4 separate regions of the Homo sapiens genome follow, and regions 1, 2 and 3 are each linked to region 4. A link is an interaction called in ENCODE POLR2A ChIA-PET data of the cell type or tissue named here. Cell type or tissue: Caco-2. All regions are shown on one strand. Region 1 holds the start of S100A4 (S100 calcium binding protein A4). Region 2 holds the start of S100A6 (S100 calcium binding protein A6). Region 3 has its middle 20 kb from the start of S100A6. Region 4 holds the start of CHTOP (chromatin target of PRMT1).

The links. ChIA-PET counts read pairs that join two places held together with the same protein. Peaks named below come from ENCODE experiments on the same cell type or tissue, not always from the same donor. Only the 100,000 strongest peaks of a DNase experiment are listed, where the experiment ranks them.
Region 1: POLR2A ChIA-PET joins it to region 4 with 11 read pairs; 29 of 35 experiments call an interaction of 5 or more read pairs at or near these places.
Region 2: POLR2A ChIA-PET joins it to region 4 with 10 read pairs; 28 of 35 experiments call an interaction of 5 or more read pairs at or near these places.
Region 3: POLR2A ChIA-PET joins it to region 4 with 13 read pairs; 16 of 35 experiments call an interaction of 5 or more read pairs at or near these places.

What each region holds. Positions count from the first base shown.
Region 1 is chr1:153,542,961-153,547,960 of GRCh38, forward strand. S100A4 (S100 calcium binding protein A4) reads right to left here and starts at 2,846. Exons shown (of 3, transcript NM_002961.3): 1 at 2,793-2,846; 2 at 1,694-1,849; 3 at 661-963. The coding sequence starts at 1,834. The coding sequence ends at 799. S100A3 (S100 calcium binding protein A3) reads right to left here. Exons shown (of 3, transcript NM_002960.2): 3 at 4,369-4,886. The coding sequence ends at 4,722. It overlaps LOC101928034 (a long non-coding RNA gene), which reads left to right and starts at 2,782. Exons shown (of 3, transcript NR_125947.1): 1 at 2,782-2,949. It also overlaps a transcript of S100A5 not described here. RefSeq lists enhancers at 1,755-2,335, 2,336-2,916, 2,727-2,776, 2,927-3,116. In Caco-2, no CTCF peak of the experiment used is centred here; a DNase peak (open chromatin) is centred at 2,231.
Region 2 is chr1:153,533,153-153,538,152 of GRCh38, forward strand. S100A6 (S100 calcium binding protein A6) reads right to left here and starts at 2,839. Exons shown (of 3, transcript NM_014624.4): 1 at 2,797-2,839; 2 at 2,050-2,208; 3 at 1,447-1,678. The coding sequence starts at 2,187. The coding sequence ends at 1,544. It overlaps S100A5 (S100 calcium binding protein A5), which reads right to left. Exons shown (of 3, transcript NM_001394232.1): 3 at 3,995-4,284. The coding sequence ends at 4,144. LOC124904423 (a long non-coding RNA gene) reads left to right here and starts at 290. Exons shown (of 2, transcript XR_007066630.1): 1 at 290-769; 2 at 1,752-4,523. RefSeq lists enhancers at 581-875, 2,829-3,464. In Caco-2, a CTCF peak has its summit at 153 (motif pointing right); DNase peaks (open chromatin) are centred at 159 and 3,029; H3K4me3 peaks cover 2,626 bases.
Region 3 is chr1:153,513,222-153,518,221 of GRCh38, forward strand. No RefSeq gene overlaps it. Among named protein-coding and RNA genes, the nearest start is that of S100A6, 20 kb to the right of the region's middle. In Caco-2, no CTCF peak of the experiment used is centred here; a DNase peak (open chromatin) is centred at 2,840.
Region 4 is chr1:153,631,867-153,636,866 of GRCh38, forward strand. S100A1 (S100 calcium binding protein A1) reads left to right here. Exons shown (of 3, transcript NM_006271.2): 3 at 1-173. It overlaps CHTOP (chromatin target of PRMT1), which reads left to right and starts at 2,200. Exons shown (of 6, transcript NM_015607.4): 1 at 2,200-2,477; 2 at 4,706-4,787. The coding sequence starts at 4,723. It also overlaps a transcript of S100A13 not described here. RefSeq lists an enhancer at 2,174-2,283 and a silencer at 2,624-2,703. In Caco-2, no CTCF peak of the experiment used is centred here; DNase peaks (open chromatin) are centred at 2,155 and 2,555; H3K4me3 peaks cover 1,585 bases.

The DNA.
Region 1 (5,000 bases), 89 kb before region 4:
CAGGGACCTTTATGGCAGAGACGGTGGATTCGAGAATGCCTATATTCTCATGCTGCTGCAAACAGCGGGTCTCCCTCCACATTGCCCTCCCTGATCCTACCACGCACAGGAAAGGATTAATCCATCCCTGTGGTTTGAAGCCAATGATCTGGAAGTGGGTGGCAGGACAGGGCCTGGACTGTCAACGTCAGCACTGAGTGCCAGCCCTCCTCCCCATCCCACTCTCGCCTAAATACTTCCTCCCTGCAACTCAGCCTTATTCTTTTCCCTCCGACTTACTCCCAGGACACCCAAACTCCATTCCAGACCCCAACCAGGAACAGATATGACCTTCAATTCCAGCCTCGGTTCAAGATCCTGCCAGAGGCAAGGTTGGAGAGAGGTGGGAGGGGTAAGTGGGCTGGCTGAGATCCCACAGCTGGGACCTTCCAAACCTTGGCAGGGGGGTGGTGAGGGGTCCCCTTCTCGGCTTTGACCACACCGAGTGAACTCTATTGCCTGTGCACACACACTGTTAGTCACCCTGCATCCCTCCCCTAACTTCACTGGTCTGCTGTCCATAAAACTTCAGCTCAACTCCCAGCTCTCCCCACCACCACCCCACAACATATCCCTCAGTCCCCAACCCACGCCCCCAGAGTCTCTCAAACCATCAGCCTCAAAACTTCCAAGAATCTTTATTGAACTTGCTCAGCATCAAGCACGTGTCTGAAGGAGCCAGGGTGGAAAAAAAAAAGTGCCCACTGGCGACAGGGAGGGCCCCAGCTGGCAGACCCCCCAACCACATCAGAGGAGTTTTCATTTCTTCCTGGGCTGCTTATCTGGGAAGCCTTCAAAGAATTCGTTACACATCATGGCGATGCAGGACAGGAAGACACAGTACTCTTGGAAGTCCACCTCGTTGTCCCTGTTGCTGTCCAAGTTGCTCATCAGCTTCTGGAAAGCAGCTTCATCTGTCCTTTTCTGGAGGGAGAAGAGGCTACAGATAGAAAACAGAAGCCCAGTGGGTGGAGCCAGGACCAGACCCAGTTTCTACTCCCAGACCAGAGTTCAGGGAGGCTCCTTTGGGAGGTCCAGTTTGGAACTCCAACCCTCAAGGCTAAGCTAGGGTGGAGAAGGTGCTCCTTGGATAAGGAAGTCTGAGTACCTGGTGCAATGGAAAAATGACGGGACCACTACATTTTCACCCAAGGTTGTTCTAATAATCCCATGAGGTAGTAATAGTCATGAAAACAATATATAAACTGTGTTATGTTTGATACAAATATACATTGTTATTGTTTGAAGGGAACGTCTGCAGGCCTGTGATCATCTCCACATCTGTGTCTTCACATCTACAAGCCAAATAGAAACTCAAACAGTGTCCACTGTTGGAGTGATGGCAAGAGTCAGACAGTCCCGGTCCGGATGGCAGTTGTGTACACTGACCACCTTGGGAAGTTACTTAGCACTCTGAGCTTAGTCTTCCCTTCAGTTAAGTTGTGCAAAGCACCTGGCAGTGTCTGACCCATTCATTCTCAGCCCTCTTTCAGCATGGGGCCAGGCAGTGAGTGGTGGTGTTCAATGTGTTTCCACCCCAGGCAGCCACCCCACTGATAGATGCCCTCTGTAGCTAATGCTCTAGAGCAAGACTGCTGCCCTCCTCTGTGGGAAATGCCCCACGTGGGGACTCACTCAGGCACTACCCACTCACCCCCAAGAAGCTGGGCAGCTCCCGGGTCAGCAGCTCCTTTAGTTCTGACTTGTTGAGCTTGAACTTGTCACCCTCTTTGCCCGAGTACTTGTGGAAGGTGGACACCATCACATCCAGGGCCTTCTCCAGAGGGCACGCCATGACAGCAGTCAGGATCTGGGAGCAGGAGGCACAGAGACCGTCTTATTAATCCCACCCCTCAGAGATGTGTTCAGAATGCCAGGCTCCACTCCCATCCCTCCAGGAGCACTTGGCGAGACTCTGCTCCCTCCCTGGGGGAGCCCAGAGCAGTGGGCCCCCGCACCTGGCTGGGAGGGTGTGCACAGTGGGGAACACATGCTCTGGGCAGTGAACATTTGCAAGATCCGCTGCGCAAGCTCTGGAGATTCGGGCAGCAAACTCCCAGGGCCTCCCAGGCCTTGCCTCAACAACAGCATTTTTTCCACCCCTCACTCAGTCTATCCACTCCCACAGCTCAGCCACAAAGGCCCCGCCCTTGCCATTCTTTTCCCTCCCAGAACTGGGTGTGGCTGCTGGAGGCCTGCCCAGGGGCCTGCAGTGGAAAAAACCAGCACAGCCGCTTAGCTCTCAGCATGGGGAGGGGCAAAGTGAGGTGGCAGAGGCAAGGGTTGGAAGAGAAGCTGCAGAGGCCATGCACCTTCTCGAGCTGGGCTGCTGCGTGCAGGGCAGAGGCTCATGGGGCACACCACCAGACAAAGGCCCACAGTTGCCTTCTGCCTTTCCTTTGCTTCCTGCTCCCGAGTGCGCAACCCAGCAAACATGAGCCAGTGCAGATACCCACAGGCACATACATACCAACACGTACTATAGCAACAGCGTGTGCAAGCCCACATCTCAGAAGCACCTGGAGAGCTCAAATTCAGTCACTTGCTCACTTTTCTGTTTGTTTTTTCCTCCGTCTTACGTGCATGTGTGTGTGTGCCATGCACACCCACGCACACAATCCACCCAGAGTTCCACATCAGAATCTCACATCTGGATCTCTTTAGCACATCTGGCCCCCACCAGCCTCCCCTTCTCCTTCCCCAGCCCTGGCCTCTGACACCCCTTGCATGCCAGTCAGGCCAACACAACTCACCAAACCAAGAAAGAAGAAGCGCTGAGGAGAGAGGGTTGTAGAGAGGGGAAGAATGGGGACGGCCCAGAGGTCTGACCTATTTATACCCCAGCCAGGCCCTGCCCATAGCAGGGGACAGGGGAGAGCGGATACTGCCTTCCTGCTGTGGGCTGATGCGGTAAGTGCCACAGCACCCTCCACCAGCCCAGCCGTGGAACCAAGCCTCCTGTTCCCAGGTGGGCACCCGTGGGTAACGGGTAAGCCCTAGCGGTTACTAGCAGGGGACTGGATGAGATGGGCACCACCCAGTGTACATAGCTCAGCCTGAGTTTTAGAGAGGTGGAGGAAGGGGCAGCCTGTGCCTGGAGCATGGGGGACAGGGAGTAGTCCCATGGGGACCTAGGAAAGGAGATGCAGGGGGTGGTGGGTGACAGGTGGGAGATTGCCCTGGAAATGTGGTGACACAAAAGCTAGGGGGGAGATGGGAGGATCGCCTGAGGCCAGGAGTTCAAGACCAGCCTAGGCAACATAGAGAGACTTCTGTCTCTATAAAAAGGAAAAACAATTTTTTTTTTTAATTAGCTGGGCAGCATGGCTGTAGCCTGTAGTCCCAGCTAGTCAGGAAGCTGAGACAGGAGGATCATTTGAGCCCAGGAGTTCGAGACTGCAGTTGGCTATGCTCAAGCCACTGCTCTCCAGCCTGAGCAACACAGAGGACCTTGTCTCTTAAAAAAATAAAGATTCAGAAACAAAAACTGGGGTGGGGATCCCCATGCCCGGTACTGTCTGCCATGCCAAGTAAGGCTCAGGGTCGGGGCGGGGGGATCTGGAGGGGAACAGGCTCACACCCAAAGGAGGCTCTGGGACCACCTCAGGAACGTCAGTGGGAAAGGTCCTGGGTGAGGTAGTGATGGAGTGGAGTGGCAGTGAGGCGTGGGGGCTCACGGATAGATCTCAGGTTCGGAGAGGGTATCAGGAGGGGCCATTTAAAGTTGGGATGAGTGTCAGGAATGAAGAATCCAGGTTGGGGTGGAGAGTTAGAGGTGAAATGGCATGAAATAGGGGAGTTATAATTCGGGTCAACCTCTCAGGGTGGGCTACAAACCCAGTGAGGGTTAGAAGTAGGGGGTTAAGGCCCTCAGGGGGCTGCGGCTTCAGGGATAGGGGCTAGCTCAAGTTATTCCCTTACCCCTCCATACAGAGCACCCCTTCCTGGCTGGGAGAAACACCTCAGACACCCTAATCCCATTAGTGCTGCTCTCTGGGCTCCCACAGCCCGAGGCAGGGAACAAACACCCCCACTGCACCCACGGCCCCACCCTCCTCCAACCATGAGCACTGAGTCCCAGGGGAAACTCAGGCAGTCCTCTCTCAAAGATCCCAAAGAAAGAGAGAGAGGAAGGGAGGACAGGGGTCCTTGTTTTGTCCCCACGCCCTCCTGCTGGACCCTGGAGGCCACTGCATTTCTGCAGGGTCTGCAACTTCCCTCAGGGAGCACCCTGCCCCTGCCCTCAGCTGCCTTCCCGCAGTGGAAAAGGCCAGAGAGGAGCAAAGAGCTCAGGAGACGCGTCCTCAGAGAAGAACCAAACAAAACCAAGCTGATGCCAGTTTTTTATTAGGAGTTAAATAGGCCCTTTCCCATCGTGGTCTCATTGGTGCACGCTCTGCTGAGCCTCGAGGGCCTCAGAGCAGATCCCGCCTCCTCCCATCCACAAGGGAGGCCACAGGGGTGCGGCAGGCAGGCTGGGCCCCAGAGTGGCTCTACCCCTCATTCGCTGGGCATCCTGAGGAAGGAGCCCTCACATCTCTGGGCCTCCTAGGTAAAATGGGTTAACTGATCGCAGAAGACCTGGGCAAGTCCAGATTGAAAGGGGTACAGGAGAGAGGGTAGGAGGGGGTGTGGGAGACATGCCCAGCCCCCGACAGCCAGCGCACCCCCTGGAGCAGAGGCTACTGGGAGCAGGGGGGCTCTGAGGGGCAGTCCTTGAAGTACTCGTGGCAGTAGAGACAGAGGCAGGCAAGTGAGCGCACATACTCCACAAAGTCCACCTCGCAGTCCTTGTTGGTGTCCAGAACACTCATGAATTTGTTGTAGTCACATTCCCGAAACTCAGTCTGTGCAAGGGAAGGGTTGGGAGAGGTAAGGGAGTAGGATGAGGAGGGCAGAACAGCCTCACACGCCACCTCCCTCCTTCCTCTCCCAAGTGGACCCACCCCACCCCAAACTAC
Region 2 (5,000 bases), 99 kb before region 4:
CCCTACCCTGACATTCCCGGGGCGCCCTATTCTGTCTTCCTCTTCCTAAGGACTCCCCTGACTGCCAGGCCACAGCCCCACGGCGGGCCCCTGCCAGAGGCTCAAGAAAACCAACCCGACTGTCCCCGCAGCGCCCTGCTCTCTGTCCACAGGAGGGCGCTCGCTCCGAACCCCAAGTTGTCAGCCACTGGAAGGCAGGCGGAGAGGGACTGGAAGAAAGGGGGAGGAAAGGGGTGTAGGGCGGGAACCTAGAGGGGCGCGGGAGGGGTTAGGGAGCGCGTACTTTTCCAGAGGGAGCTGAATAGAGCCAAGGCTTGGGCACGGCTGTGCAGAGAGGGAATTCGGCCCCCGGTCTCTTGCAACCAACAGCGCGACTTCTCCCTGCAGGGCAGGGGAGGCAATAGAGAAGGAGGGCCTCCAAGAAGGTGCATCTCCCAGCTGTTTACCAATCCCCACCCAGTGGGGACAGAAGACAACTTAATTCCACAAAGTTGGACCCCCAAGGGAAGTGGGGAGGTGAGAGGGAAAGAAGGATGTGGTCTCCATCTAAAGTCAAGATCTCTTCCCCAGAAGCTAGAGGTAAACTTGCCCAGCTCGGACTAGGCCTAGAGAGGCTGAATGATGTGGCATCACCCGGAAACAGCGTTTACCCTCCTTATCCTCTTCCCTTCTGCCTGAAAACACTAATCCAGATGATGGACAATGATTCAATTAGTCATCTTCTCTGATGGGGGCTGAGATCCAGGCTGGGATCCCGTGGAAGTGCCGGGTGAGTCATTACGCTGAGGCTGCAGGGATACCCCGCCCCATTACTGAACACCCCGTGGTTCACGTGTTGGTGCAGCTGCCAGCTCCTCAGACCACCGTTCCAACAAAAAGCCCTCACCCTGAATGCAGGGACACACTCCAAGAGTGTGCCTCCCCCACTCCACCTGGGACCTGGGCAGCCGCAGTAGACTCAGTCACACAGCGTCCTCACTGGTGTAGGAAACTCCCTGAGCCAAGCCTCAGGCATCTCAGATGTGCCCTATCTAACCCCTGCGCTGTGATGAGAAAGGGGACTTGCCCCACCCCAGGGCCCCTCTTGCCACACCCAGAGCAAAACACATCTGGGAGCCTCTGGGACTATCTCTGCCTCACTTCCAGGCCCCCAAACCCCATCACATCCCGGCCCAGGGACCATTTCCATCTCCAAGCTCATCCCAGGACTCTCTCTACTGGAAACCACTTGAGCCTTTCCTTAGGATGGCGTTGCCAAGAGGGGCATCTCTCCTCATTCACATAAAGGCACCTTATGTGCTAGAGGCAGCCTTGTCAGGGTGGGTCCTCTGGCCTGGCGAGTCAATGAGTCATTTTCAGAGGTTGACCGTGAGCAAATCTTCCAATGGCTGGTGTCCCACTAAGCCAAGGAGGAACAGAAATCATTCGGAAGCCAGGACGCAAGGGTAAATTTGACCAAAAAAAATTTATTGTACAATTACCCACCACTGGATTTGACTCAGAGAGGACCCCCAGAGGGTGTCTCCATCTTCCCTATTTATTTTCAGCCCTTGAGGGCTTCATTGTAGATCAAAGCCAAGGCCCCCAGGAAGGTGACATACTCCTGGAAGTTCACCTCCTGGTCCTTGTTCCGGTCCAAGTCTTCCATCAGCCTTGCAATTTCAGCATCCTGCAGCTTCTAATGTGTTAGAATGTGAAATCCATACTCAGTGGTGATGACAACCCTGGATTCTTCCCCTTCCCCCTCCCAGGCAATCCTCTCTGCAAGTGGCTCTGTGCTCCCTCATCACCAAGGACCCATGTCACTTTGGCATTGCTTCTCCTCAGCTACTTCTCAGTTACTGGTCCTCATTTGGAGAGATGGATATCCGGCTGGAAGCATCCCCTACCCGCTGGGAGAGTGGGTCTACAGCTCAGGGTCTACATGTGGACCAGGGCCTCAGAATGTGGGTAAATGTGAGTCAGATGCACCTGGCACCTCTCTCTCCCCTAATCCTGCTTCCAAAGGACAAGGGTGGGAAAAGGGGTCCTGGGGAGGAGGCCACTCACCGAGCCAATGGTGAGCTCCTTCTGGATCAGCTCCTTCAGCTCCTTCTTGCTCAGGGTGTGCTTGTCACCCTCCCTGCCGGAGTACTTGTGGAAGATGGCCACGAGGAGGCCAATGGCCTGATCCAGGGGGCATGCCATGGCTGAGGGCTGGGCTTGGAGCTGGCAGCAGAGGGCCTAGTCAGTGCCATGGGAGCAAGGACTTCTCACCCACACACCCCAATAATGCTGCCTGCACTAGCCCCGCCTCCTTTGGAACCACCCAGTCTCAGGCCACACACAATGGCATCAGGAGACAGCCCAGGGCTTGAAGGGGAAGGAGAGAGCACACTAGGGCCAAGGCAAGAGAGGTGGCTTAAGGATTCTAAGAAGCATATAGGAACAGTAGCTTTGGGCACAGCTGAGAACTGTCCTTCAGGGGATCCAGAAGTTGAGGAGTATGGCTGGGCAGGGGAGGGGAATGGAGGCTGCAAAGGCAGCTTAAACACAGCTTCACAGGGCCACACATGGTGGCAATGACACACCCAGGGCACTCCCTTCCGCACCCCAAAAGAGCACACCCCATTGCGATCCCTTAGCCCAAGGCCTGCCTGGCACAGCACTGCTGCTCCTGACTATCCCTCCAGCGGGGGAGCGCCACAGATGGCCCCAGTCTGGATCCAGCGGCTGAACTGGGCAGGGGATGGCTGGACCCCCAGCGTGAGGGCAGCTGGCCCTGGAAAGTACCCAGGGCTCCTGGAGAGAACTCACCGGTAGGGAGGCGGCCAAATGCGACGCGAGCGGTCGAGGGGATGGGCTGTGTCGCAGTCCGACTGGCCTTATAGCGGTCGGTGCCCCGGAGGCCAGCTCGGCCAAGCCCACCCCGCCCGCCCAAGTCCCGCCCGCGCCCCACCCTGCGCCGTGGCTTACACAACGCACATTCGCGGTTTACCCCCTCGACTTTCCACGCCTCCTGCCCGGGGCTGTTCCGGGTTAGGACGGGATGGGGGAGCCCAGCAGTGCCCACTGCACGCCTGGTGACGAGTCTCCCCTCATCTGCGCAGCTCAGTTTGCTCAGTTTGCTCTTCGTGACACGTGACTCGGCAAGGGGAGCAGGAGGAGGACTGCGGCGGTCACCCCTGCTTCCTCTGCCAGACCGTGAATGTGACCCTCGAGCCAGCGCAGCGTCAATGTGGGCAAGGAGGGCGCCTCACAGGATGCCGGTGTCCCACAGAGGATACTCAGGGTCACCCCAGAGGAGATAGGGGGAGTAGCCAGTGGTGTAAAGGATATCTACGGCGCCCATCCCCCACCAGCAACAAGTTCCTACCAACACCTCCACTCCTTCCCCTCAGTGCCCCAAATTCCATTCACTACAGCACCTTTGGTGTTAATGTGCATGCACGTGGGAGCCCAGCCCTGTAAGCACCATTCGTTATTTACGGGGGAGTGAAGGCCTTTTCAGACCCTCCCCTGAGAAAAGATTTTGATGGAGGAGGCAGGGAGAGAAGAAAGCACTGTCCCCCATAGATGATGAGAGTGGTGCTATTGAAGGGGAAATGGTGAAGAGGGAGGGGGCTGGTGTGGAGGCCAGACATGCCCTTCCTACAGGTGCTGCCAAGGTGGCCTCCGGTGAGCTGTGGACAAGTCAGGCCTGCCTGCCTATCACCGCCCTCAGGAGCCACTCCCAACCCCTCCCAGTGTCCTCCTCTCAAAGCAACTTTCCCTCTTAACTTCCTCTGCATCCTTGCAGAGTTCCCGCCTGGCCTAACTTCCCCATTTTCCAGGCAGGCAAAACTAAGCCATGACAAAACCAATGACGTCCACACCAAAGAAGGAGAGGAATGCAGTGGGAGCCCAGGACCCTAACCCCCAGAGGCAGAAGCTGTCTCAACCCACTCAAGGAGAGACCCTTCCTGTGCTCCCCTCTCCCCAGGCCAAGGTAGACAAGACAGCTTCAAAACCAGACTCCCAGCACCTGCGATGGAAACTTTATTTCCTCCCATGGAAGGGTCCATCTGGGAGGGAGAGGAGGGCAGGGGGCCAAAGAGGGTCTGTGAGAGGAGCAGCCGAGGTCAGCAGCAAAGGGTGGAGGGTGAGGGTGGAGGGCAGCCCTGGTCACTTGTTGTCCTCTAGAAAGAAGTCGTTGTAGGCCATGCACAGCATGGTCAGGAACACCGAGTACTCCTTGAAGTCGATCTCCTGGTCGCTGTTCTTGTCCAGGCTCTTCATCAAGTCATCGATGCTGCTCTCCTTCATCTTTTGTGGACCCAGGTGGAGAGACAGCTCAGACCCCGCTCCCAGCCCTGCCCTCGCACCACTGCATGGTGTCATCCCCACCCCGAAACTTCAGGGTGAGCCCCAGCTGAGTCAATGACACTGTCAGCATCTCGACCCCCAGAGTCTGCCCACTGCCCACACCTAGGGAAGGGCCTGGCATGAGGTAGGGGGTCAGGGACCTGACTCCTGAATGGAAATAAATGACAGCAGGAATGCTAGCCTAGCCTGCCTTCCCTGCAATACTGTCCCCCAGCCAAAGAAACAATCATCTAGGTTTTATACCAACACCTGATAAAAACAGCTTGCTGGGTCAGGTGTGGTGGCTCACACCTGTAATCCTAGCACTTTGGGAGGCCGAGGCGGGTGGATCACCTGACATCAGGAGTTCGAGACCAGCCTGACCAACATGGTGAAACCCTGTCTCTACTGAAAATACAAAATTAGCCAGGCATGGTGGTACATCCCTGTAATCCCAGCTATTTGGAAGGCTGAGGCAGGAGAATCGCTTGAACTTGAGAAGCGGAGGTTGCAGTAAGTAAGATCATGCCATTGCACTCCAGCCTGGGCAACAAGAATGAAACTCCTTCTCAAAAAAAAAAAAAGAACACCTTGCTGATTATGTGGCATTGAGCATTATCCAAGTCTCTGAGTGACTCTCTCCCCATTCTAAGGACTAGGTGAGAATAACCCCGGAC
Region 3 (5,000 bases), 120 kb before region 4:
GAATAGAAACTTCCTTCTCTGCTCCAAGCACCCACCAGCTGCCAGCCCAGTGAGCAGTGCCATCCAGTGGCAGTCAACACCCTAATACAGACAACACGTGCACACTAGGAGAAGTTTTCCATTGCATCCCTAGGATAACTATACAACCAAAGGGCACCCCGGACACCTAGTGGGGTGGTGGAGAGGACCTGCCTCTGATGCATATGGTGGAAGGGGCAGATTCATGCCATTGGGTCAAACAAAAGCAGTAGAATGACAAACGGTACACTCTCCATGAGTATAACAATGCAAAAGCCAGACACAGGGAAGATAACATGAAAACCCAACTGGAAATCACTGTTAGGATGGTAGAATTTTGAATTTTTTGTGTTTTTATTTTTGTATCTGTCATGGCGTCTTTTCAAATTTTCTAAGTTTATTGCCCCACGCAATAGACTTCCCTTCTCTCAAGAAAGGCCAAGCTGACTGCCCACCATAGAGGGCAAATCTGCTTGCACCCCAACCACCAGCCCCTTGTCCAGGAACACTCACATCCTCCCCAGGCGGCAGGCTTCACCGGGCGCCTTTCACTCCATGCCCGCCCTCCCAAACCCCATCCAGCTCCATCACTTCTCCCTCTGCCCAGATCCTCCTAGAAGTGTCCCAGGCAGCCTCTCCCCCTGACTGTTCCCTCGTCCCCAGGTGTTCAAGATGAACAGATGGTCCAAGGAGCAATGGATTCATTTCTCCACTATGCTGGGCTCAGCCGGCTCGACTCTATTGTTTTTCTTATTGTTTTCTTCAAAATAATAACCACACAGGGTGACAAACTGAATTTTACATTCTCTTGTTCCACCCCTCCCTACCCACAGTCCCTGTGGCAAATTTTTTTTCTTTTTTTTCCATTGTTGAGGTCAGGTTTTAGGATACCACAGTGACAAGACTGACGGGGCCCTGCCCTTGCAAAGTCCACAGTCTAGATGGAATCTTTGTTGTTTTGTTGGTTTTTTGGTTTTGGGGGTTTTGTTTGTTTGTTTTTGTTTTTGTTTTGAGACAGGGTCTCTCTGTCACCCCGGCTGGAGTGCAGTGGTGCAATCACGACTCACTGCAGTCCCTAACTTGTGGGCCAAGCAATCTTCCCACCTCAGCCTCTGGAGTAGCTGGGACCACAGTTGCGTGCCACCACACCCAGCTAATATTTTTTATTTTTTGTAGAGGCGGGATCTTACTATGTTCCCTAGGCTGATCTTGAACTCCTGGGCTCAAGCAATCCTCCCAACTCAGCCTCCCAAAGTGCTGAGATTTACAGGTGTGAGTCACCAAGCCCAGCCAGTGTATCTTCACTTAAAGATGACAAAATTAAGGATCAGAGTGGTTAAGTAGCTTGCCCATGGTCATGTCTCTAGCAATGGCACAGGGAGGATTTGAACCTGATTCCACCTTATTCCAAAATCTGAGCTCTAACCAGTATGCTCTACTGCACCCCTACTACTGAGCCTGTGTGGATCACTGTGTCAGGGGAGGTTCCCATGCAGTCAGACAGGTTCACGTGAAGACAGACAGGTAAACAGGTGGTTATGATCAGGTGCTGTTGTAGAAGTATGACAACATGGCCGGGCGCGGTGGCTCACGCCTGTAATCCCAGCACTTTGGGAGGCCGAGGCGGGCAGATCACGAGGTCAAGAGATGGAGACCATCCTGGCTAACAAGGTGAAACCCCGTCTCTACTAAAAATACAAAAATTAGCCGGGCGTGGTAGCGTGCACCTGTATTCCCAGCTACTCAGGAGGCTGAGGCAGGAGAATCGCTTGAACCCGGGAGGCGGAAGTTGCAGGGAGGCGGAAGTTGCAGTGAGCCGAGATTGCACCACTGCACCCCAGCCTGGTGACAAAGCGAGACTCCATCTAAAAAAAAAGAACCACCTCCACCTCCTTCCCTCTGCACCCACCTGCCCTGTGAGGTGTGCCGGCCTCCAGGCAGGGTGGGCACCCATTGGGCACTGGAGGCGTAGCCCTGAGGGCCCAACAAAATGATTAATTTTTGTTTCTTTTACAAGCAGAGAAATTTGAACATAATCATAATGAATCTATCATAGTGAATTCATCTTGGCTTGTATTTGTCTTTATACCAATGCAGTCATGAAATGTTATTTTTAATATTTTTCTATGAAGGAAAGCGCCCACAGAGCCAAAAGTGCTGGGGCCTGTGGAAGTCATAAGGCCCTAGGTAACCCATGAGGAACTCAGTCTCAGGCTTTGCATGCTGCAGAGAATGATCAGAATTGGAGGGCCCATCCCTCCCTTCTCCTGGGTGTAGGACTGCACCGCCACCTGAAGCCTTCAGAGCCACGCAGCCTGGCTCAGGAAAGCTGCATCTGCACTCTTCAGTGCCAGGGAACTAAAGGCTGGGGCTTCCTATGCGAGGTGCAGAGCTCCCAGAGGAGCAGGCACACAGACCATGACAGGAGGCGGGGTAAGAGGCATTCATTGAAAGGTGCATCTGTGTAGGATTCTTCCTAGCTGAAAACCCTAAACTGAGCCTGGAGGCAGGAGAGGGGCTTTCTGATGCTGTGGCTCTTCCTTCCTGTGGAGGAGGACTGGAAAGGGGTCCCTTGGGGCCCTCCCCAGCCTCCCTCATTCTTCTGGACAGAGGGCTGGGCTGCTGTCCCCTGGACTTGGGGAGGACACAGGCAGGGAAGCTGGGTGCTCAGAGGACAGAGAAAGGATCTCCTTGGACAGCCCACTGAGCAATGGCAAGTGGCTCGCCAGGTTTCTCCTTCTCTGCTCCCTGCTCTCTTGTCACACCCTTCCTGGTATGAAGCAAGACAAGCTCCGGTAGTGAGCCCCTCCCTGACTCCCTCGCCCTAGGCACTGCCTATAATGGGGTGGGGCAAAACAGCTCCCTTCTCCCAGCTTCCTCTTCAGGCTCCACTGGGTCTGTCCCTGCTCACCACCTGGACTAGGTCCCTAGGTGTCAGGACAGCTGGAGCTGTCTCCAGGTGTGTCATCATCACTGGCATCCTGGCCACCCAGGAGCCATACCTAGGTATCCTAGACCCCCTCTCTAGGCTCCATCCTACCTCCTCCCACCCTGTTACCCTATAGCCAACAAACCCTGCATGTTCATCCTTGGGCACACGTCTGCCCTCTTCCTGCTACCCTACTCCACCCCAGGTCACATCCTCATTCTCTCACCGACCCAGGGCACCAGCCTCCTGGCGGGGGGCTCTGCCTCCACTCCAGGACCCCTTCTCCAGGCTCCAGGTCTCCTTGAAGTCCAGGTTTTCATCACATCACCATTCTGTTCAACCTTCACCTACTTCACGGCTTAGAGATGAGGCTTTCAAACATCTGTTTATTCCTAGAACCTTTCTTTAAAATAAAACCTTATGAGGAAGCCTGATATATGAAAAATACAGGGCTCTGGCTGAAATGGGGTAAGGGACCAGGAGTCTCACCCACGTGAGCCACTACCCCCTCAAGAGGAAGCCCTTAAGTTGCCTCTGAAGATCCACTAGAGCTCTTGAAGTTCCTATTAGTATCCTATTATTAGTGGGGACAAAACTAAAGTGATAGTGCCTGAGGCTGTTAGGGATGCCAGGAAAGGCTGCTCTCATTTACTACTAATGTGAAGTGTGAATTGCTATTGCTGTTTTGGAAAACAATGTAGCAATAGCTATTTAAATTAAATATACATATGCCCTGCAACCCAGCAGTTTCACTCCTGGGAATCTGTGCCATAGAAATAAAAGCACCAGGCCAGGCGCAGTGGCTCACGCCTGTAATCCCAGCACTTTGGGAGGCTGCGGCGGGTGGATCACGAGGTCAGGAGTTCAAGACCAGCCTGGCCAACATGGTGAAACCCCATCTCTACTAAAAAGACAAAAATTAGCTGGGCATGGTGGCGCATGCCTGTAATCCCAGCTACTCGGGAGGCTGAGGCAGGAGAATTGCTTGAACTGGGACCAGGGAGGTGGAGTTTGCAGCGAACCGAGATCGTGCCACTGCACTCCAGCCTCGGCTACAGAACGAGACTCCATTTAAAAAAAAAAAAAAAAGAAAAGAAATGAAATGAAAGCATCAGTCCTTAAGGATGTGTTATAAAGATGTTTACTCAGCAATAGTATTATTAGTTGTAGTGAAAAAAAATTAGAGCAGGAAAGGCCCATGACTAGGGAAATAGGAAATGATCAGATCAATTGTGGTGCTTCCATACTTTGGAATAATAATATATAGCCATTAAAAAGAATGATTTAGATCTATCTCTATCAGTTGACTTGAAGAAATGTTCACGATAAACAAAGAAGAAATAAAATGCAGAAAGTATACATCATGATCCCATTTTTATAATGCAACTACATTATATAAAAATACCTCTTAGGCCGGGTGCTGTGGCTCACACCTGTAATCCCAGCACTTTGGGAAGGCCGAGGTGGGCAGATCACCTGAGATCAGGAGTTCAAGACCAGCCTGGCCGACATGGCAAAACCCCTTCTCTACAAAAAACACTAAAACTAGCCGGGTGTGGTGGTGGGTGCCTGTAATCCCAGCTACTCGGGGGGCTGAGGCAGGAGAAATCATCTGAATCCGGGAGGCGGAGGCTGCAGCGAGCTGAGATCGCGCCACTGCACTCCAGCCTGGGCAACAGAGAGAGACCTTGTCTCAAAAAAAACAAAAAACAAAAAACAAAAAAAACAAAACTCTTATATGTGAAACTACATTTATGTATAGTGACATGATCATAAAGAAAGCTATGAAAGAATGTGTTATAATCTATTAACGTTGGTTATTTGAGTGTAGGGAAATAAAACAGTCCATTTCAGTGAACTTTTCAATGCTCCAGTAAAAGCTCTACCTGACCTCCCAAAATTCTTCACATACCTTGAGAATTAGGATTTATAGCCATTTGTGTAGTTAACTGCATGATCCAAAAGGATGGTAAAACTTCTCTTATCTCCAGAAGAGAGATTAAATGCTCACCACCTGTAAGTCCCTAGGTTAAACCAGTGCCTAGAAGACTAG
Region 4 (5,000 bases):
CTTCCTCTCCACCCTCCCAGACCTGCCTCTTCCCCCTGCTTCCACCTCACCCCACTTATCCCTCTCCATAACCCCACCCTTGCCCACCCCACCCCCACCCCCACCAAGGGCGCAAGAGTAGCGGTCCAAGCCTGCAACTCATCTTTCATTAAAGGCTTCTCTCTCACCAGCCATCCGATGTCTGTCTCCTCTGGGATCTGGAAGTGGGTGGAGACGTGAAGACTGTTCACTCTCAACTCCCCTTATTTGGGGAAGTGTCTTATTTAGAAAGAGGTCAAGGTGCATTACATCTTCCTACTTGAGGAATGCTCAAGGTCCAGAAATGTGGGGGTTCAAGGTTCCAGTTGGAAGTCGAGGAGACATCAGCTTCTCAACTATAAAACCAGAGGAAGAAATAATCTTTTTTTTTTTTTTTTTTTTTTGGAGACACAGTCTGGCTCTGTCACCCAGGCTGGAGGGCAGTGGCACGATCTCGGCTCACTGCAACCTCCGCCTCCCAGGTTCAAGCGATTCACCTGCCTCAGCCTCCCGAGCAGCTGGGACTACAGGCGCCTGCCACCACGCCCGGCTAATTTTTTGTATTTTTAGTACAGACGGGGTTTCACCATGTTGGCCAGGATGGTCTCGATCTCCTGACCTCGTGATCCCCCCGCCTCGGCCTCCCAAAGTGCTGAGATTACAGGCATGAGCCACCGCGCTAGGCCGAAAGAATCTTCTTTCAATCAACGAACATTTACTTAAGTGGTACTATGTGTAAACACTGTAGGAACTGAGGCTCCAGCATTAAGCAAAATAACCACGATCCTTACCCTCACATGGGTAAGGATGCTGGGCCATTACTTACACACAGACACACACAAACACATACACACACGCACACGCCCAAGTGCCAGGAAGGAAAATGAAAGGGTCTTGACGTGCCAGTGGAGCAGAGGAAGGGTTGCAGATGTGTCATTCTCTCATTCCTCAAACATATGTACACTGTATTGTGCACATAGTCATTAGAAAAATCCCTTATTGAGGCCGGGCACAGTGGCTCACGACTGTAGTCCCAGCACTTTGGGAGACAGAGGCGGGCAGATCACTTGAGGTCAGGAGTTGGAGACCAGCCTGGTGAAACCCCATCTCTACTAAAAATACAAAAATTAGCGGGGCATGGTGGTACGCGCCTGTAATTCCAGCTACTCAGGAGGCTGAGGCAGGAGAATCGCTTGAACCTGGGAGGCGGAGGTTGCAGTGAGCCGAGATGGTACCACTGCACTCCAGTCTGGGTGACACAGCGAGACTCCATCTGCAAAAAGAAAAAAAAAAGAAAGAGAGAAAAATCCCTTATTGAGCAGGAAACATAGCTTATGCCCATAATCCTAGGAGTCGGGAGGCTGAGGTGAGAGGATCACCTGAGCCCAGTAGGTCAAGGCTGCAGTGATCCGTGATTCATTGCGCCACTGACTCCAGCCTGGACAACAGAGCCAGACCCCGTCTCAAAATAACAACAACAAATCAGAGAGAGAAAAGAGAAATCCCTATGTAGGTCTGCAACAAAATAAACACGGATGGCAGGTGTGGGGGGAGGACATGGAAACGCAATCGAGGACGCAAAGGTGCCCCACCCCAAGAAGGAGTAAACAGTATCTAGGCCAAGTTGGGGAGGGGAGGAAGTGAGGAGGAAAACATGGACGGGCGGTGGTGTTGGCCGGTGCAGGATGGGAGAGGAATTTGCTCCTAATACTGGCCTCCTGGGCCTTGGCTGGAGCATTTACGGCACTTCACAACTCTCAGACTGGGCGAGTGGCCATGAGGGGAAAACCAGTGCAAATTCCCCAGGCCCAATTGTCCGGAAGAAGACGAGGCAAGTCCGCGTAAAGATTTTTAGACGGTGTACCTTGGCTAGGGAACGGAGGGGCGAGGGAATTCGGGACCCAAATCCCCTCTAAGGCCCACATTAATAACTACCCCCAAGAGGTTGCAGCGCAACCACTACTGGAACGTGAAGTCCCCGGCACGCCCCAACAACAGGACCATTGGCCACGCCCCTAGGGGCGGGGCACTGCATGGAAAGCCCCGCCTTCGCCCTAAGGCTCCGCCTCTGACCTCTGCGCAGGCGTAGCTCAAATCTTTCCCGCCCTCTAGTCGTGCGCGGATCTGACGCCTGACGTAATTGCGTAGACGCCATTTTAGCCGGTCAGACAAGCACTGGACGTGGCGGCCATTTTGTTTTGGACACCGAGCAGGAGCTGGCGGCCGCTGCAGACGAAAGGCAGGAAAGGGCAGGCCGGGTGAGCAGACGGATCGGCCGACTAGACAGCCAACCAGCAACAACGAACTGAGCTCGCATACTACCGCTTACGCATCTAACCAACCGCCCATCTAGCTAACCCGAGCCCCTCCACCGTCAACTCAGGTTCGGCCGGTCCCCGGCCCGCCTGCCGGAGCCGTGGTGGCAGCCCCGGGAGGAGCACTGGCGTCTGTTTCCTTCGGTGAGTTTCGGTAGTGAGAAGGAGCCGGGGGAGGTGCGGTCTTGAGGAGCGGAAGGGGCCGGCGGACGCGGAAAGGGGGTGGTGGCATGTGGACATAGCTACGGTGTTGGAGCGTGGAGGCCCCGGGGAGGAGGCGGAGCCCCTGCGAAGGGGCGGGGGAGGGGCTGAACTGGAACCTGGTGGCGGGATTGATGGAGGTTGGGGTTTGATAGGATAAAAAGGAAACTTGGCGGGTAGAGCAGAAGTGGAAGTCTTGACAGGGCTTTGAGGATGGTAGGGAGATTAAGAAGTACAAGACTTTGAGGAATGTTGGAAATTAATGGCGGCTTTAGGGTTAAGTTTTGTGGAGGGCTCTTTGCGAGCTAATTCCCAGGTGAATTTAGAAAACCTTTCCTACTCCCCCAGATCGTCAGTTTCTTGTTAAAGTCCCTACTTGATTCTGGAGTTGAAAGCCACTTTTGAAACTAGGCATGCATATATATATGTATATATATACATACATATATATATATATTTTTTTTTGGGGGGGGACGGAGTTTCGCTCTTGTTGCCCAGGCTGGAGTGCAATGGCACGATCTCAGCTCACTACAACTTCCGCCTCCCGGGTTCAAGCGATTCTCCTGCCTCAGCCTCCGGAGTAGCTGGGATTACAGCCATGCGCCACCACGCCCGGCTAATTTTGTATTTTTAGTAGAGACATTTCTCCATGATGGTCAAGCTGGTCTCGAACTCCCAACCTCAGGTGATCCGCCCGCCTCGGCCTCCCAAAGTGCTGGGAAAACAGGCGTGAGCCACCGCGCCCGGCCCTGCCTGTATTTTCACTGTAGATCAGTGGTTCTCAACTTTAGCTGCACATTAGAAGCACCTAGGTAGCTTTCCCCCGACCCCACAATTGGTTCATTTCCAAACCTCATTACCAGAGATTGTGGTTTAATTGATCTAGGCCCAGATGTCTGTATTTTCTATTTTTTTAATTAATTTATATTTTTATAGAAACGGGGTCTTACCATGTTGCCCAGGCTGGTCTCGAGCTCCAGGGCTCAAGCATTCCTCCCGCCTTGGCCTCCCAAAGTGCTGAGATTACAGGCGTGAAGCACCGCGCCCGCCCTGTCCGGCCCTATGTTTTAAAAGCTCCTTGGATAAGTCATATGTAGTCAAGGTTGAAAATGACTGCTCTAGAGTAAAAGCCAAACTCGGCCCGGTGCGGTGGCTCACGCCTGTAATCCCAGCACTTTGGGAGGCCCAGGTGGGTGGATCAGGTGAGGTCAGGAGTTCAAGACCACCCTGGCCAACGTGGAGAAACCCCGTCTCTACTAAAAATAAAAAAAAATTAGCCGGGCATGGTGGCACGTGCCTGTAGTCCCAGCTACTCAGGAGGCTGAGGCAGGAGAATGGCTTGAACGGGGAGGCAGAGGTTGCAGTGAACTGAGATCACGCCTCTGCACTCCAGCCTGGGCGACAGAGCCAGACTCTGTCTCAAAAAAAAAAAAAAGCCAGACTCCATACTTTGATTGCTAGATTGGCTTCTGCCGTTTTTGAGAAATTCCCGGGTATTTTGTGGGCCTTGAAGTTTGTTTGTTTGTTTGGGGTTATTTGTTTGTTTTAAAGAGATGGGGTCTCAGGCCAGAGTGCAGTGGCATGATCACGGCTCTTTGCAGCCTCCAACCCCTGGGCTCTAGCGATTCTCCCACCTCAGCTCCCCTGAGTAGCTAGGACAACAGGTGCTGGCCACCATGCACCGCTAATTTTTTTTTTTTTTTTTCTTAGTAGAGACTGGGTCTCGCTTTGTTACCCAGGCTGGTCTCTAACTCCTGGCTTCAAACCATCCTGTGCCCTTGCCCTCCCAAAGTGTTAGGGTTACAGGCGGTGAACCACCATACCCAGCCACCTTGAAGTTATAATAATCTGAGGTAATTGCCATAGAAACTTAAGAACTTTTGCTGGGCGTTGGGTCCCAGTGATCCCAACACTGGGAGGCCAAGGTGGGAAAATCCTTTGAGGCCAGGAGATTACGGCTGCAGTGGCCACTGCATTCCAGCCTGAGTGACAGAGCGAGACCCTGTCTCAAAAAAAAAAAAAAAAGAAATTTAAGCACTTGAAATGTGCCCTCGTGTGCTCTTTAGTCATCAGTGATAAGGCCTTTTTATTTATTTTTGGCTTGGGCCTTGCCACTTATAGAAATGATGTCACTATTGTGATTTGCTCATTTTACGTATTGTTCTTTGTAGATTCTCGGGATTCGAAGATGGCTGCACAGTCAGCGCCGAAAGTTGTGCTAAAAAGCACCACCAAGATGTCTCTAAATGAGCGGTGAGGCAGCCAACAGCAACTTCAACTCCTTCCTAAGAAAACATTACTTAACTTGGCCCTGGGGTCCAATGCACAAAGCCAATTTTAAGCTAAATACCAACAGAAGGCTACAGACCTCTGTTCTTAGTTGCATCTCATGTGGTACACAAAACAAATTGGGCGGTTGTTTCAAAACCCCTTATCAGTAGACTTTTATGTTAAGCTGTCTGAAGT